Linked DNA regions of Mus musculus: region 1 is linked to region 2. Evidence: chromatin loops called from intact Hi-C (ENCODE). Cell type or tissue: heart. All regions are shown on one strand. Links, peaks and the distances in the headings refer to the core of each region. The heading gives the core; the rest is flanking DNA.

Region 1 (8,330 bases), core at 264-8,263, 73 kb before region 2:
TACTGTAGGTCACACACATCTTACTATAGTAAGTAGAGAAGGACCCCAGTTCTAGCTCTGAGGCTCTGTTGGCCTGGAACTCCATCTGATGAATGAGCCGGCCAGCCTTCTAGTGGCTATTTTTACCCCAATCACAAAAGACGATGACTTAGAACTTCAGTTCAAACTGACAGACTCCTAACTAAGTGACTGCAGAAATGGAGTTTCAGTTCAGACCCAGACAGGGGAGGCCAATGGCTCTCCTTAGACTCCCTGGATTCACAACAGGTCGTCTCTGGCTTTGGACTGGCAGCTGGCAAGGCTGTCACTTACCTTGACTTTGGCAGCCAGAGTGACAACTGACAGATGTCGAAGCTTATTCTTCTGTGCGTCAGTCAGTGGGGGGAGATTCCTGGCTTCAGCTAGAGACAGGGAGAGAAGCCCGGGAATCTTGTTTTTAGCAGTTTCCTACAAGTTTTCTGTACCAATTATGGTCTAACACTGCAGAGGTTCACTTATGGCATCGTAGTAGGTATTTCTTCCAAGTCTCTCCAGAACCACCCTTCTCCTGTCTCCACAGCTCTGGCCCCTATTTACCTAAGTAGTCCGCATAGGTCCCATAGGCAAACACTGTGAGCAGCCGGAAGGTGGAGGCAAAGTCGCTTTCTGCCAGCTGCAAGAACGTGAGGGAGGAAGTGACAAGAAGGCCCTGATCTTACCCCATCCATCCCAACAGTACCTATCCTGGTCCCTCAGCTGCTCATCTCTACTCTGGCCCTTTGCTGCGCTAAGCAGCTAATTCCTACTCTCAGAGCTTAAAACTTTCAGTGTTGTGACTATTACAGGTGCACACGCGTACACCAGACATCGTAAACTGTGTGGCCCCCAGAGGGTATAGTGTGGCCACTGCTTCGCAATGTCCTCATAGTGAGGGCTTACTTCATCCACAGCATCTCCCTTCCTGTCACCCCCACTTATCCTGGCATACCATCCCTGTAGGTTCTCACTTAACAGTCTTTTAACAAGGCATTAGACCCAGCAGAGCTGCAGCCCTCGCAGTAAATAACTGATAAATGGCTGACTTGCTGACATATATTTTCATTCACTTATCTGATCTCTTTCACTGGCATCTACTTCATCCTAACGATATACTTCAGTTTACTGTGGATAAAATCAGCAACAAAAGCCAGTGTTTTGTAAAACAGCAGTCAAAGTAACTTTCTATCCTGATTCAACCAAAGGTCTTCTAATGCTTGGCTCAGTTTAGCCACACACTTCGGTCAGGCTCTCGTGACAGGCTGGTGTCACGAGAGTGGCAATCCACCTGCTCTATGCTTTCTAAGTTCTTGACGCAGCCATTTCTGTGAGTGGTTCTCATTACTGTGTTCATAGCTTTGCTACCGTCTTAGGGCAGAAGACAGCATCTTCATTTTCTACCTTAAATGAATCAGAATGTGTGACACTTTGGGGGTGGGGTGGGGTACCATGGCATAATTCAATATGCTCATTCTTTCTGATTTCAGGGGACTTTAGACTTCCCCACAATGTTACTTCTGTAACCGTGAAGGGAACTGTGTGCTTTTTTAGGTTTTTCCTCATTGCAGTTCTGAGAACTGAACCTATACTGAGCCTTGCAAACTACAGACAAGGGCTCTTTCACTGAAAAGACCCCCACTCCTTTTTGAGATGGAGTCTAAGTTGCCCACGCTGATCTAAAAAGTTGTGGTCCCCTATCTCAGCATCCCAAGTTCCGAAATCGAAGCCAAGGCCTCACAAGTGCTAAGCAACTACTCTATCAGCAGTTAGATTCTCACCACCATTTTAAAGAGAAAACTGAGGGTTTTCTGATCCAGGTTTTCTGACTTATTTTGTTTTTAAGATAGGGTTTCTCTGTGTAGCCCTGGCTGTCCTGGAACTCAATCTGTAGACCAGGCTGACCTACAACTCAGAGATCCAACTCTTTCTACCTCCCAAATGTTAGTGACAGGATTATTAAGAGGTATCACTAGGCAGGCATGGTAGCACAAGTCTTTAATCCCAACACTCGAGAGGAAGAGGCAGAGGATCTCTGAGTTGAAGGCCAGCCTGGTCGACAGAGAGAGTTCCAGAACACAGTTATAGTACATAGAGAAACCCTGTCCTGAAAAAAAAAAAAAAAAAAAAACCAACACAAAAAGATATCATACTGGTGGACAAGCTGGAGTTTATCAGTGGTATTCTTAATGACTTGTTCTTTTGCTTCAAAATTAAAGATTTCTGCTTGCTTCAGCAACACATATACTAAAACTGGAACGATCCCGAGAAGATTAGCATGGCCCCTGAGCAAAGACGACACTCCAATTTGTAAAGCGTTCCATATTTTTAAATAACAAAAAAAATTATGCATGAGACATAGGCAGGGATTTCCCACACATTCAAGGCCACCTTAGACCATAGTTACTAGTTTAGGGCAGCCAGGACTACACAGTGAAATCCTGACTCAAAGTGTGGGTACAGAGGGAGGGAGCACTAAGTTTACAGACCCTTTATCTGTAAGATAATGAAGACCTTTATTTGATTGATTTATTTTTCCATGTTGAGAGCTAATTATCGGTACCCCGATCACCTGAGTGGTTACTGGGTACAAAAAACGAGCCCAGCACTCAAGAGTTAACTTTGGTCCCAACGTTCTTTGGGGACTACCCAGGCAAGCAACACACCTCTCTAACATTAGGCATATCCAGCAGTTCCCCAAACACGTAGACACCAGGGGCCTCCAGCACCTGGTGGATGAGTGTGGCCAGTGCCGCCCCCTTAGCCGACTTGGCAAGGAGCAGAAACTGCTCTTGGTTCTGCCCTGTCACCTTCACCTCCGCACTCATGGCTGCGCCGAGGTGCGGGGCTCTGGCCTCAAGATTTCTGGAGCTGCAAGGAAAGAGGAACGTGAAACTAAAGGTCCCTGGACCCTGCGAGGGTGGTCAGCTCGAAGGGACGGGAGCTGCACGCTCAAGAGGGACCCCGCCACATCCGCAGTGAGTAAGTGGGGTCCTGAGGTCTAAAAGGCAACTCGAGGGCTCCTCCAAGCCAGCCCCATCCTGGCTGCCACGCCCACCCGCTCCGTCATCCCGGGCCCAGTCCCAAGCCCCACCACGTGCACCCCATTGAGTTCCAAGACTGATGAACCAGGGAAGGGAGAGATAGCACATGGTGTCTACCGGACGACGACGAACCCCCACTTCGGGACGCGAGTCGTGCACGTGGCCGCCCCCACGTGACCTCACCTCCTCGCGCCTGACTCGCGGCTCCACCCCCTCCCTTAAAGAGGCAGCCCCGGGACCGGCCGGGGTCTGCGCCCAAGGCCAGGTCGTACCCCCGGACCGACTGCAACCGACGGCTACCTGGAAGCCTCGTCTCCCAGCGCACGGGGCGGGGCGGCCGCTCCGTCACCTCCGGCAGCGGCTCCCAAGCCTTTCCTGCCACCTCCCCGCAGGGCCGCTCTAGCCGCTCGCTTCTATGGCCAGCTTCCGGCCGTACTTCCGCTCTCGGGAGGCGGGTTCCGGGCGGCTCCGGCCTGCTTCCGTTTCCGGACCGCGGGAGGCGCGAGAGCGGCGCCCATCTTCCGCTCTGTCCGTGCATCTTTATGGGTGCGAGAGCGGTGAATGCAGGGTGCGGAGAGGACCTCGGCTCTGCGGAGGTCCGGGGGAGCGACCCTCCCGGGAGCTGCAGGACAAGGCAGGATGGCGGCCCCGAGTTCCTGCGGCGACGTGAGCGTTAGCGGAAGGCGAGAATTCGCAGAAAGAAAAAATAAGGGAGAAAGGAGAGAAACGAGGCTATAAATAGTCCAACAACTTATCCACTCTTTTTAAAGAGCAGAAGAAAAGTTTAAAGGGTAAGGGGGCAGGAAGTGGTAACACATGCCCCCACCCCACCCCCCGGCGTATTGGAGGTAGAGGTAGGGGAGAATCAGGAGTTCAAAACCAGCCTCAGCTCCATCGCAGATTCCAAGCCAGTTTGAGCAACATGAGAACCGGTCTCAATAAGAAAGAAAACAAACCCCCGAGTGATTAAGGGGGAAAAGGAAGTGTATTGGTTAGGCTTTTGAGGTTTTCTTCCCATAGAAGTTTCAGATCGCATGACCAGACTTTTGGCCATGGTTACTACAAATAAATATTGAGTCATTTTTTTAGTCTTTGGATCCCAAATTAGCAAGGAGAAAAGTGTGAGTGGAACCAAGGCAGATGAGGAAATTTAAAAGTTAAAGGATTCAGCCGGGCACTTGTAATCCCAGCATCCAGGAGGCTGAGGCAGGAGGATTGCTATATGTTGGGAGGTTATCCCGGGCTACAGTGTGAGAGACCCTATCTCCCAAATATCATGGTGGTACACACCTTTAATTAGGTGGATTTCTGAGTTGGATCATCCGCCACTAAATAGACCAGGTTTCAAAATGAAACAAAACAAAAATCCTTACAGAAACCATATAAGGAGGAAATTAAGGTAAAGCCAGGTTTACTGTTAGATGATTTGTAATCCTATCACTCAGTAGGCTGAGGCAGGAGAATTGGACCTTCAAGGGCTGAGTTCTGGAACTAACCTGTAGGACAAAGAAATATGGATAGGGTCCAAGTGCATACCTGTCTGATTCCGTCGCTTCCTTCGAGGGATGGTGGTGCATGCTTGTGGTCTAGCACTTGGGAGGCTAAGTCAGGAGTATCTTAGGCCCAAAGGCCATGTGAGCTGCATAGTTCCAGGCTGAGAGTGGGAGAGAGAGAAGAGTTAGAAAACAAGGCAATGAATGGGCTGGAGAGATGGCTCAGCAGTTTAGAACACTGGCTGCTCTTTCAGAGGTCCTGAGTTCAAATCCCAGCACCTACATGGTGGCTCAAAAATCATCTCTAATGAGAACTGGTGCCCCCTTCTGGTCTGCAGGCATGCATGCAGGCGGAACACTACACATAATAAATCATTTGCTTTCTGTCACCATGTGGAAACACCAGCCAAAGCCAAGGCTTTCACATCCTGATCACCGTCCATCCTGGTGGGAAGTCTGGGCAGAGCACGAGGGATGCGATGACTGACTTGCTCTCTAGGGCTCACACTAAACACCTTACACCTCCAGGACTACTTGCCTGGTAGTGTCACCCACAATGCACTGAGCCTCCCACACCAATCATTAATCAAGAAAATAACTACAGGGCTGCGGAGGTGACTCAGCATTTAAGAACATTTGTTGCTCTTGCAAAGGACCTGGTTCGATTCCCAGCTCCCACAGTAATCTAGCTTCGGGGCATTGAATGGGTTATTAGGCACCAGCGATGCACATGGTGCACGTGAGTATTTGCAGGCAAAACACTCAAAAACATAGTTTTTAGAAAAGAAAATAAGTCCATAGATCTACCTACAGGCAATATAATGGGCTCATTTTCTCAACTGAAGTTCCGCGTTTAAGATGACTCTAGCCTTTGTCAACTTGACCAGACATTTTTTTTTTCCTTTTTTTGAGACGGGATCTCACTATATAGCTATATATCATGGACTGTCCTGGAACTCACTGTGTAGAGTGAGCTATCCTCTAACTCACCAAAGGCTGCCTACCTCAGCCTTCCAGGTGTTGGGATTAAAGTTGTGCAACACCACACCTGAGTATAATCAAGATTTTTAAACCACTATTGATAGCTCACAGAGAGAAGCAGGAAGATCAACCAGAGACTATTACAGGTGTTCAGGTGAGCAATGAAGTTGACTTGGACCAAGCAGAAACAGTGGGAATGAGTTGTCGGACTTCAGTGAACATTATTTGCAAGTGGGTTAGATGCAAGGCATGAACAGAAGAGTTTTAAGAGTGACATCATAGGGGCTGGAGAGATGGTTCAGTGGTTACAAGCACTGGCTGTTCTTACAGAGGTCCTGGCTTCTGTTGCCAACACCCACAAAATGGCTCAACTGTCAAACTCCAATTCCAGAGGGTTCTGATGCCCTCTTCTGGTCTCCACGGGCACTGCATGTGATGTACACATACTTGAAGGAAAAAAAAAATAAACTTTATTAGTTTGTTTTTTATTACAGGGTTTCTCAACTGTTTTAAGACAGGTTTCCGGGTGGCTGTCCTGGCACTCAATCTGTAGACCAGGCTGGCCTGGAACGGACATAGATAAGCCTGTTTCTGCCTCTTGTGCTGAGACTAAATCTGTGTACTACCACACCCAACTTAAAGTCTTAAAAAGAAAATGACAAGTTGTGTATGGTGGCACATGCATTTAATCCCAGTACTCCAGGGAGGCAGAGGCAGGAGGATCTTTGTGAGTTCAGTGCCAACCTAGTCTACAGAGTGAGTTACAGGACAGTGAGAGCTACACAGAAACCATCTGTTGGGGGGCAGGGTGGGGGAAAGGAAGGAAGGAAGAAAGAAAATGATATTACAGCCAGGAGTAGTAGCATATGAGGGTCATGTGTTTAAGGCTAGCCTGGGTTACATAAGAAGATCCTTCCTTGGGAAAAAAATTGAGCAAAGGAAAATAACCTGAAGTTGTACAAAGCTCTTAAAGTGTACATCACAGGCTGGAAAGGTGGCTCAGCCATTAAAGGCTAGTCTGGTAACTAAAAAGGCAGAGTGCCAGTCATTTCAATTTCACATAACATTTCCAGAAAGTTCGAAAAGAAAGAATGCTTATTCTATGAGGCCAGAGCTATGTTTTGATAAAACCAGTCAAAGACAAAATGAGATTGGAAACTATAGGTCAGCATCACAAACTGACACTGAAATCATCAGCAAAATATTTGCAAACCAAATCCCAAAGTGTGGGAAACTGACTGTATCAGGACTCTCTTGAAGTCAGACACGATGGCTCATGTCTGTCACGCCAACATTTAAGATGTCAGAGCAGGATGATGGTTCTAAGTGCAAGCCCAGTGTAGGTTACAGCATGAGATGCAGTCTCAAACCCAAAGAAATAGAGAAGGCCAGATGTGTGTGTTACACTCCCGTTTGTATGTGTGTGGGCACATAGGTACTGCAATGCATGTGTACAGGTTAGATGACAACTTCAGTAGTTGGTTCTCTCCTTCCACCGTGTACGTCCTGGGTACTAGACTCATGTCATCAGGCCTTTACCCCCTGAGCCTTCTCACTGATCCCCAAGATGTTCCCAAAGAGGACCAAGATGTAAACACTAGCTTTATCAGATACCAAGACATGTACTGTGACTCACACAAGACCATAGATGCAGCTCTGTGCTATAGGCCACATGCTTAACTTAGGTCAGAACCTAGATTCAGTCTACAGTACAGAAAGAAGGCATAGTATTGATATACTTATAGACAGATGGGCCACTAGACCATAATAGCCCAGAAACAGACTCACACACATAAACAACTTGATTTGTGACTGCACCTTGGAGCAGGAAAGAAAGCATATACATTTTGCTGACTCTGAGAACTGGATATATATGAAGAAGGAGATAAGACTGATTCTTTACTGCTGGCCCTGGGGTCTGAGGGCTGAACAAATGGGGTGGTCTACAATCTGGTGCTGCAGACAACCTTATTTCAGATTCAGTGTATTTATATACATGAATGTAACGAAGCAATTATCCAGGAAAGGTTGGTTGAGTTCAGAAAAACATGGTCAGACAAACATGTAAATAAACACCAGTGAGCACACACAAAATATTAACAGTGCAGCCCTTTCCCAGAGCTTTCTCAGGACAGACCAACTTAAACACAATTGCCAGTCACATATTATAGATTATATCTGGGAAAGCATGAAAGTGAGGCAGGAGGCCATGTCCAGATCCAGGGAACACTAAGAACAGCACTCAGCAAGTCCTTTCACCAGACTGAGTGCCACAGCTATATTCTGAGAGGCAACAAGAATAAGCTTGTCTTGTAAGTTGAATGTAAATGTTTGTCACAGAAGGCACAAAATCGTGCCCAAGGACAATCCAGGGCACACAGTGAATCTGAGGTACAAGATATTTGGCCTTTTCCCCTGGTGCCTCTTTTCACAGCTCCCCAAGGTGTGGTTCAGCACGGTCATTCCTTTGACTGCTCTGATACCAGTACTACAGAGTAAACGTAAAAGGCTCGAGAGCAGATTACCTAGAATATATCCACGAATTCAAGACGGAGACATATTTAGTTCTGGTTTGAGGCAAGTCATCTCTACAGTCCTGCCTTACCTCTCTCGATCTCTTCCTCTGTGTTTGGGTTATAGTCTGGGATATAAACTAGGTGAGAAGTACTTAATACTCATTCTAACTGTAAGATGAAAAAATTGATACATTTGGCAACAGTTGTTCTTCAAAAGACAGGCCACCAGAAAGGGATATGGGTCAGTTGTAAGAGTGCTTGCCTAATAGTTACAAAGCCCTGAA
Region 2 (8,330 bases), core at 17-8,016:
TGAACTACACACCCAGCCCTTGTGATTTTGTTACTCTTAAAATGGTATGCTGTGTAGCTCAGGCTGGCCTTGAACCTGCCATCCTAACTCCTCAGCCTTCTAAGTGCTGGGATTTCAGGCATGTGCTGCTGTGCCCAGGATTTTTGCAAGGTCTGTGGCTTAGGTGAGTGTGAGCCCACTCCTCTCATGGGATACTATAATAATGTGAGAGAGCGAGCGAGCGAGCGAGCGAGCAGAGGCACACACCTGGCTCGTGTGTGTGTGGGCATGTTGGGGAGGCACCGTGGGCGTCTGCTTCTGGAGCACCGCCTGATTTGTGAGACAGTGTTTTACTGCATGTCCAGCTCACTATTTTGTGACTAGAGCAGGAGGCCTCAGGGATGCTCCTGTTTTCACAAGGCCTCACCTACTCTTACGTGGATGCCGAGGATCTGAGCAGTTCTTCCTGCACAGCAAACACTCTACCCACTCAGCCATCTCTTTAGCCCTTAGCTCATCGTGAAGAGTTGATTCTGTGAGCCCTTGGAAAGGACCATGTAGTCTCCATACCTCACGAGACCACTGGAAGCCAGTGTAACTTTACTACGACCCAAGGTTGTGCCTTTTGAGACACATTTCCTCTCCCAGTCATTAGTCCTAACGTTCTATTCAAAGCAGTCTCTACTGCCTTCCTGTAGAACGGGAAGCTAGGATGGCCTGTGATCACCGTGAGGCTAACTCTCTATAGGCCAAGGAAGAACCGGGACTCACTTTGGTTTCTCTCATTGTTTGCAGTCTCACAGACGGCAGCACAACAAAGATAAACCCTTCAAGTGCCACAACTGTCACCGAGCATATACAGACGCAGCCTCTCTCGAGGCTCACTTATCTACACACACAGTGAAACACGCCAAGGTTTATACCTGCACAATCTGCAGTCGGGCATATACATCAGTAAGTATTGTGTGTCTCGTCGTCTCCCTCCCACCCCCATCTCTCTTAAGACAGCAGTCCACTGTGTCTTTACTTGATGGAGTCTGTGGGTGACTGGCTTGGCATCTGCTTTCCCCTGTTCTCAGTTACTAGAGTCAGCATTCAGAGATAATTAGTGCCATAAGCAGTGACTCTTCATTCTAGATTTCAGGTATTTTCTATGAGATTCTAGAACAAGGTTGTAATGGCTTCACTCAGAGGTCTTTGAGAGAAATAGGTTTCTGTCTGCCAACTCAGCGTCCGCCGTGACTTCTAAAGGTTCTGTTCCTTTTTGCCCCACTCCAGAACATCTCTTCGTAGACAGACACTACAGAGTAAGAGCCCAGGTTGAGACTTGCAGGTTGTCTTTTTCCCTTTCTTTTATCTTAACTTCTTTTCATACCCATCTCCCTCAGGAAACATACCTTATGAAACATATGCGCAAACACAACCCTCCTGATCTTCAACAGCAAGTGCAAGCAGCGGCAGCAGCAGCAGCGGTGGCCCAGGCCCAGGCCCAGGCTCAGGCCCAAGCTCAAGCCCAGGCCCAAGCTCAAGCCCAGGCCCAAGCTCAAGCCCAGGCCCAGGCCCAGGCCCAGGCCCAGGCTTCACAGGCGTCACAGCAGCAGCAGCAGCAGCAGCCACCGCCACAACCACCACACTTCCAGTCCCCTGGGGCAGCTCCCCAGGGAGGGGGTGGTGGGGACAGCAACCCGAACCCTCCACCCCAGTGTTCCTTTGACTTGACCCCCTATAAGCCGGCAGAGCATCATAAAGACATCTGCCTCACTGTCACCACCAGCACCATCCAGGTGGAGCACCTGGCCAGCTCTTAGAGATCCGTACTGCCATCCATCGGAACGGGGAGAAGTCCTGGTCCCTCCTTTGTCAACTCTTCTTGGTGGGAAAGTTCTCTTCTTCCTTGACAAGTCCTGTCTCCAGCTCCTTGGGTCTCAGGCATGGCTTTTCTTCGCAAGATAACCATCCTTATTCTCAGCTGCTCCTGATTGGCCAAGGAATCCTGAGCTGATAGTGTTATCCAACAGCCCCCATCCAGGCAGAGCTTTTAAAACTGGGGCTTGGTGCTTGAGAGAAGGATCCGCTGGGAGCTCACACATCTTATCCAGTGTGGGGCGCTTACCTTTCTCTCTCTTCATCCTCAAAGTTGAGGTTGATGGAAGACTAGTGGCTGGCCCTCCCAGATAACAGAGAAGGAAGCTCTAAATGCCACCAGCCTTCCGTTCTATGCTTACCTGTAAAAGAACAGATTTTGCACGTGGCCTGACCCCTGTGAGCCATTTTCTTCCCCTTCCGTGGTCTCACTTTATATTGGGTGATGACTATACCTTTTTATTTGTAAGGGGGCAATAGCTGATTCATGGTTGCCAAGGTGCCAGAGATTCCCCGGTGACCAAGGGTGGCTTAAGAGTATGAGTTATTTTTCCTTAACAGCCTCCTTCCTTCTCTGCCAACCAAGGGCCTATATACTCAGTCTCGCTATCCCAGTCCAAGGAGCTCTGGGAGCTGTGGTAGCTGTGTTCTCTGCAATACCATTCGGTCTTTTGCAGAGAAGGGAGAATTCAGGGCACACACAGGACTGGACTTAGCCTCCCTAGGTGCCACGGTCAGATGCCGGACATGGATTTATATATAAATATATATATATAAATATATATATATATACCTGCTCATCACGGCCATCTTTGTTGTAACCATTTCTGTGTTTATAAATGCATTATCTCTGAGAATTTTCATATTGATGTTTTATTTTTGTCTTATTTTTTTTTCTCCACCTTGTCCTCTGGCCATGGCATTTTAATTTTCTTTTGACTTTTAATTTTTTTAATCATGGGAGATTTCAGATAAAATAATCAGGAATTATACAGTTGTTATAAAGCAATTTAAAAATGAAAATCTTATGTACAAACTAAGGGGTGTTTTTAGACCATTGTATAGAAATAAATTCATGTTTAAGGATGAGAGGCAGTGAGCTACTGTGTAAGCTAGCGTGGGGAAGGCTATCTGGGGAGCTCTCCAGGCCAGCAGGAAGAATTTAGACTGGAGAGGGTGAAGAACAGATGCTAGGCTCATAAGCCACCGGATGTGTTATTCCGAAGCCATTGCCAGTTTAGGAACAGTTGTATACATGTCCTATCGTGGGACTGCCTACATATGTGAGACAAGGTTACATTTAACAAAACGGCTATATTCTTTCCCCTTTGCCACCCCCACACCGCAAAAAATAAAAAAAGCCAAGCCGTGGTGCACGACTTTGCTCAGGAGGGAGAGGTGGTTGGATCTCTAAGAGGCCAGCCTGGTCTAGTTTCAAGTTCTAAGACTGCCAGGACTACACAGAGATCTTTTGTCTCTTGCCAGGTATGGTAGGGGCACAGACATGTATGGCCTCTTGAAAGGAACCCCCAACCCCATATTATCCAAATTCTACTGGGCACTGTGTACGTATACATAGTGTCTCATTAGACTGCAGTGCAAAGGTTTCCAGTGATGGAAACTATAACCAGCTACTGGGTTTAAGATGGAAGAAAATGCCAAATGCAGTGAGCTTCCCATGATAATAATGGTTATCATGTTCACCTAAAATGGAAGACCATTGTGCTGGACAGAGCAGAACAAGAAACTTAAGAAACTTCTCACAGTCTACCATGAAAGGATTCGGCTAATTTCCCAAGACTGCTTCATGAAGATTAAATCCTTCATACAGTACTGAAAAGATTGGCAAATGTTCTCCTATCTGAGACCTAGCCAGCTGTCACTACTTGGTGATGTGGATAAAGAAGTCTCATTTAATTTGGGACTGGGCATCCAGGACAGTAGTACCTCAGTATTGTTGGTTAGCTGCCTGGTGCACTTTCCACTCACCAACTATGGAGAGTTTGACAAACCTGTTCTCATCACAAGGATTGCAATCAGCTCCTCCTTTGTGGGTGAACATCCATTTCCACTTTTGCGCAATGATAATGTCTGTTATTCTCATTGTATAGGAAAAAGCCGGCCGAGTCAGTTATCCGACAGCATGCTCTTAGATTAGAATGGAGTCCACATCCTGCTGTCCTGCTTTAGCAACTGCTCAGCAGGAAACTTGGGCTTATTGGGTATAAAAGAGCTCAAATTTTATCTTACAAGTATGGGGTCTAACTACTGTGAAGGGTATATCAACTTGAGGCGACACCTATCTGCTAGAATCTACCACCAATACTAAGAGGTTTGAGTTCTCTTTCCCTAAGAGCAGCAACCTGACAGGTTTTGACTAGGGTGAAGGCTGCTATCTAGCATATACTTTGATGACCCAGTCTTTTCAGTACATAAGTCCATTACAAAACACAAACATGGATCTCCATATCGCACGCCTTTAATCCCAGCATTAGTGAGGCAGAGGAAGGTCTCTTGGAGTTCGAGAACAGCGAGGGCTACACAAAGAAACTTGTAAGTGATGAGAGATGCAAAGGGTTAAATTTGCAAAGCCTGACAACTTCTGAAGAAAGCATCTGCCTCCGAGACTATTCTACTTAAGCTGGGACGTTGGTGGCCAGATTCATAATTAGAAAAGCAAAACAGCTCGATTCCCTACTTGTTGAAAGCGATTATTTGCAAAATATAACTACACATAATAGATTCCCCCATTTACCAAACATTCCTAGTTTTGGAGGGAAAAAAGTTTGCTAGAGAATGCAAAATGGCGACTTCGCGTGACGTCATGCCTGTCGCAGACACATATTGCCGCCTTATTAAGGGCGGAAGCCAGGCTAAATCAGCCTCGCTGTAGATGACCGTGAATAGGCGCAAAAAAAAAAAAAAAAAAGTTCAGTTTCCGGCGGATGTATCCGAGGCAGATAGTTTAGTAAGGGCGGAAGTTCAGGTACGGAAAAGGTGTAATCCAAGAATGGTTACAGCGCCTGTCGTGTATCAGTCACTTCCGGGGAAGATCGGAAGTTGCTTTGTTTTGCTTCAAGATGGCTGCTGGGATGTATTTGGAACATTATCTGGACAGTAAGAGCCAACTGGAGAAGGGGGTCATGGGCCATAGAGTGGTGTAGAGGGTCCAGGTTGACAGACTTCATGGCCCCGAGGTTCTGGTAGCCTGAAGATCACAGGAAAAGGGTTCCGTGGGAAGATTTATTCGAGGGGGAAGAGGGAGGGGGCGGGGCAGTGGGCTTAGAGGCCTCGCTCAAGATCTGGACGAGGGAAGGGCTGCTCCGTGGGATCAGGGCTGGGCTTTAAAGGGTTAGGGGTAGCAGGAAAGTAGTTGCTGACTCAGTTCTTGAGGGTAGATTTTTTTTCCCCCCTAAGTTGTGCAGCGTCGTTACTTACGCACTGCCATTTGGAGCAGCTGCAGATATTCGACCTAATTCCTTTAGTCATTTATATCTCAAAAGTTGCTCCTCATTAAGCTTGCTGGGTGGAATAGAGCGACCACTGAGTTGATCGCTGAAATGCTTTACTTTATGAGCAAAATCCAGTTCTCAAAAAATGAGGAATATGTCTGTCTGTCTGTCTCCTCGCCTCCCTGGTCTTCCCCCTCCCCCGTCGTGTGTGTGTGTATGTGTGTATAGAGACTGGGAAGTGAGAAATCGGCTGGGGATATATTAGACTTTTAGGCAACTCTTAACCTGGGCATCTTAAAATAGAGCATTGATTTTAATAAAAGAAAGTAACTGATCAAATAATGGTAGCAGTCCAAATCAGAAGTGCAGACCTGGTCTTAGAGAATGACAGAAAGTTTTAGATATTAAACATGGCACACCTTTAATCCCAGCACTTGGGAGGCAGAGGCGGGCGGATTTCTAAGTTCGTGGCCAGCCAGGTCTACAGTTTGTTCCAGGACAGCCAGAGCTACACAGAGAAGCCCTGTCTCAAAAACAAACAAACAAAAAAAGATATTGAACATGGCAAGATTGATTGAATGACTTTGCGATTGAGAGAGAAGGAAAATCCAAGGTGAATTCTGCTTGGAAAATAAACTATCTAATCAGCAGTGTAGGAGATTCTGGAGTAATAACAATACATTAGTCTTTGCCTTAGAAATAGGCATTCAATCTGACAGTGAGATTATTCAGGAAAAAACTTCAGACAGTAAAAAAGACACTGAGCTCAAGAAAGCAGCATTTAAAGGATAAGATGTAGTGGTTCACGCCTTTAATTCCAGCACTCGGGAGGCAGAGGCAGGCGGATTTCTGAGTTCAAGGCCAGTCTAGTCTACAAAGTGAGTTCCAGGACAGCCAAGGCTACACAGAGAAACCCTGTCTCGGGAGAAAAAAAAATGTCGATGCTGGCAATACCAGAAGGCCTCTGACCTAGTATTCACTGCTAGGAGGAAGTAAGTTACTTGAACGAGAAGGTGGTGCCGACTGCCTCGGGAAAGATGAGTCATCTGATTTGGTAATCTGTTGTGACTAGTAATCCTAGTGAACTGCTGTCACAGACTTAAGAAGCCCCCTCTTGTTTTGTCTTTTCAGACAGTGTCTGATTTAGCCCAGGTTGACCTTGAACTCCAGGCCCTCCTTCTATCTCCACAGTGCTATTGATTATAAGCACCAAGCCATATTCAGTACAAACATTTTTTTACATTTGAGTTCGACTTACAGAAACACAAGTTTGGGTAGCACATACCTTTAATCCCAGCACTTGGAAAGATCTCTGAGTTTGAGACCAGCCTGGTATTATAAGGTGAGATCTCGGCCCGCCATGGCTACATAATGAAAGCCTGTCTTTATGTTTATATAGGAGATGACACTAGACCACTTGCCTAACAAGGGGCAGCCCCTGGGATTGAAGTTCAGTCTGCCCCACCACAGGGAGCGAGAGAGTGAGGTTAAGCTCTGTAGAGAAAATTTGCTTTTGTGGAGAAGCTTAACTAATAATACGTTTATTCAATTATTTATTTGACACTTTCTAAACATGAGGGGAATTTAAAATTTGATCCAGGCATGTGTCTCCTGGAAGGTTAGGGAGACATACCCAAAGTAACTATTAGTTATTTCGTTATGGTTGGATAAATACTAAAAATACTGGCTAGACTATCTCTTTTTTTTGTTTTTTTTTCATTTTGGTTTTTTTCGAGACAGGGTTTCTCTGTGTAGGCCTGGCTGTCCTGGAACTCTTTGTAGACCAGGCTGGCCTCGAACTCAGAAAACCGCCTGCCTCTGCCTCCCGAGTGTTGGGATGAAAGGCATGCGCCACCAAACCCGGCTCTAGCTAGACTATCTTGACAGCCTGTCTATGTAAGGCATTTGTCCGAGTCTGGGAAAGTCCGGTTCTGAAACTGCACTTTGAAGAATGAGAAGAAGTGGAGTGGGGGAAGCAGGTACTGTGTGGGTGGGATGAGGAAGCCAGGACTCCTGGAAAGTTGCTGACAAGTGTGAGGCGCTTAGAAGGCCAGTGTGTTATCAGAGAGAGCAAGAAGATGGCAAGGCTGAGTGAGCTAAGCCAGATAGGAAGTGTGGAACACAGCCTTAAGTTACTGGACGGTTACAGAACGCATGATGAGTGCTAAAGTTGAGAGCAAAGAAGATGGAGGTTGAAGCTAAAAGAGAGAAAGCTGGTTTATAGAATAAGGTCACCAAATAAGAAGAGGTTAGGAGGCTTGCAGAGACAGGAGGCTAGCTGAAAAAGAGGTTTCCCCTTTTGAGAAAGGGTGAATGAATCCTGTCACAAATAAATCCCTCATTTCAGGCTGGGCATGGAGCTCAGTTGGTAGAATGACTGCCTGGCATGCAAGGGCCCTGAGGTTTGATCCCCAACACTGTATACAGCTGGCATAGGACTATTAACACTGGACTATTAGGAGCCAACACATGACAAGAATCAGAATTTTATTGTTGGTCATCGTTGGCTACAAAGCAAGTTTGAGGCCAGCCTGGCCTACAGAGACCCTGTCCAAAAAAAAAAAAAAAAAAAAAAAACTTAAAAAAAGAAACAAACAAACAAAAGCAAGAAAAAACTCCAGTTTCAGATGAGGGGAAAACTGAATCACACTCCATTTTATATATATATGCATATATATTTTTTTTTAAGTTTTTTGTATTATTATACATAAGTACACTGTAGCTGTCTTCAGACGCACCAGAAGAGGGCATCAGATCTCATTAGGGATGGCTGTGAGCCACCATGTGGTTGCTGGGATTTGAACTCAGGACCTTTGGAAGAGCAGTCGGTGCTCTTAACCATTGAGCCATCTCTCCAGCCCCCCTTTTTTTTTTCAAAATACTGAATTGCACTTTAGAAAAGTATTTTTTTAAAGATTTATTTATTATATATATTTGAATATATATATATATTATTACTTATTATATGTAAGTACACTGTAGCTGTCTTCAGACACTCCAGAAGAGGGCGTCAGATCTTGTTACAGATGGTTGTGA

Evidence for each region. A loop is a pair of places that touch in the nucleus more often than their neighbours do. Peaks named below come from ENCODE experiments on the same cell type or tissue, not always from the same donor. Only the 100,000 strongest peaks of a DNase experiment are listed, where the experiment ranks them.
Region 1: it touches region 2 in a loop (7-fold over the local background); 5 of 42 quality-filtered maps call a loop at or near these places.

Annotation. Positions count from the first base shown.
Region 1 is chr6:124,962,046-124,970,375 of GRCm38, forward strand. Cops7a (COP9 signalosome subunit 7A) reads right to left here and starts at 3,467. Exons shown (of 8, transcript NM_001355542.2): 1 at 3,357-3,467; 2 at 2,679-2,883; 3 at 577-652; 4 at 313-401. The coding sequence starts at 2,840. It overlaps Gm23851 (a small nuclear RNA gene), which reads left to right and starts at 2,238; the gene lies at 2,238-2,342. In heart, for the core only: CTCF peaks have their summits at 3,569, 4,890 (motif pointing left) and 5,940 (motif pointing left); a DNase peak (open chromatin) is centred at 3,386; H3K4me3 peaks cover 2,469 bases; H3K27ac peaks cover 1,883 bases.
Region 2 is chr6:125,034,939-125,043,268 of GRCm38, forward strand. It overlaps Zfp384 (zinc finger protein 384), which reads left to right. Exons shown (of 12, transcript NM_001372420.1): 11 at 775-933; 12 at 1,368-2,931. The coding sequence ends at 1,787. It overlaps Ing4 (inhibitor of growth family, member 4), which reads left to right and starts at 4,910. Exons shown (of 8, transcript NM_133345.2): 1 at 4,910-4,959. The coding sequence starts at 4,923. The region is part of intron 1 of 4930557K07Rik (RIKEN cDNA 4930557K07 gene); the gene reads right to left. In heart, for the core only: no CTCF peak of the experiment used is centred there; a DNase peak (open chromatin) is centred at 4,853; H3K4me3 peaks cover 2,129 bases; H3K27ac peaks cover 1,822 bases.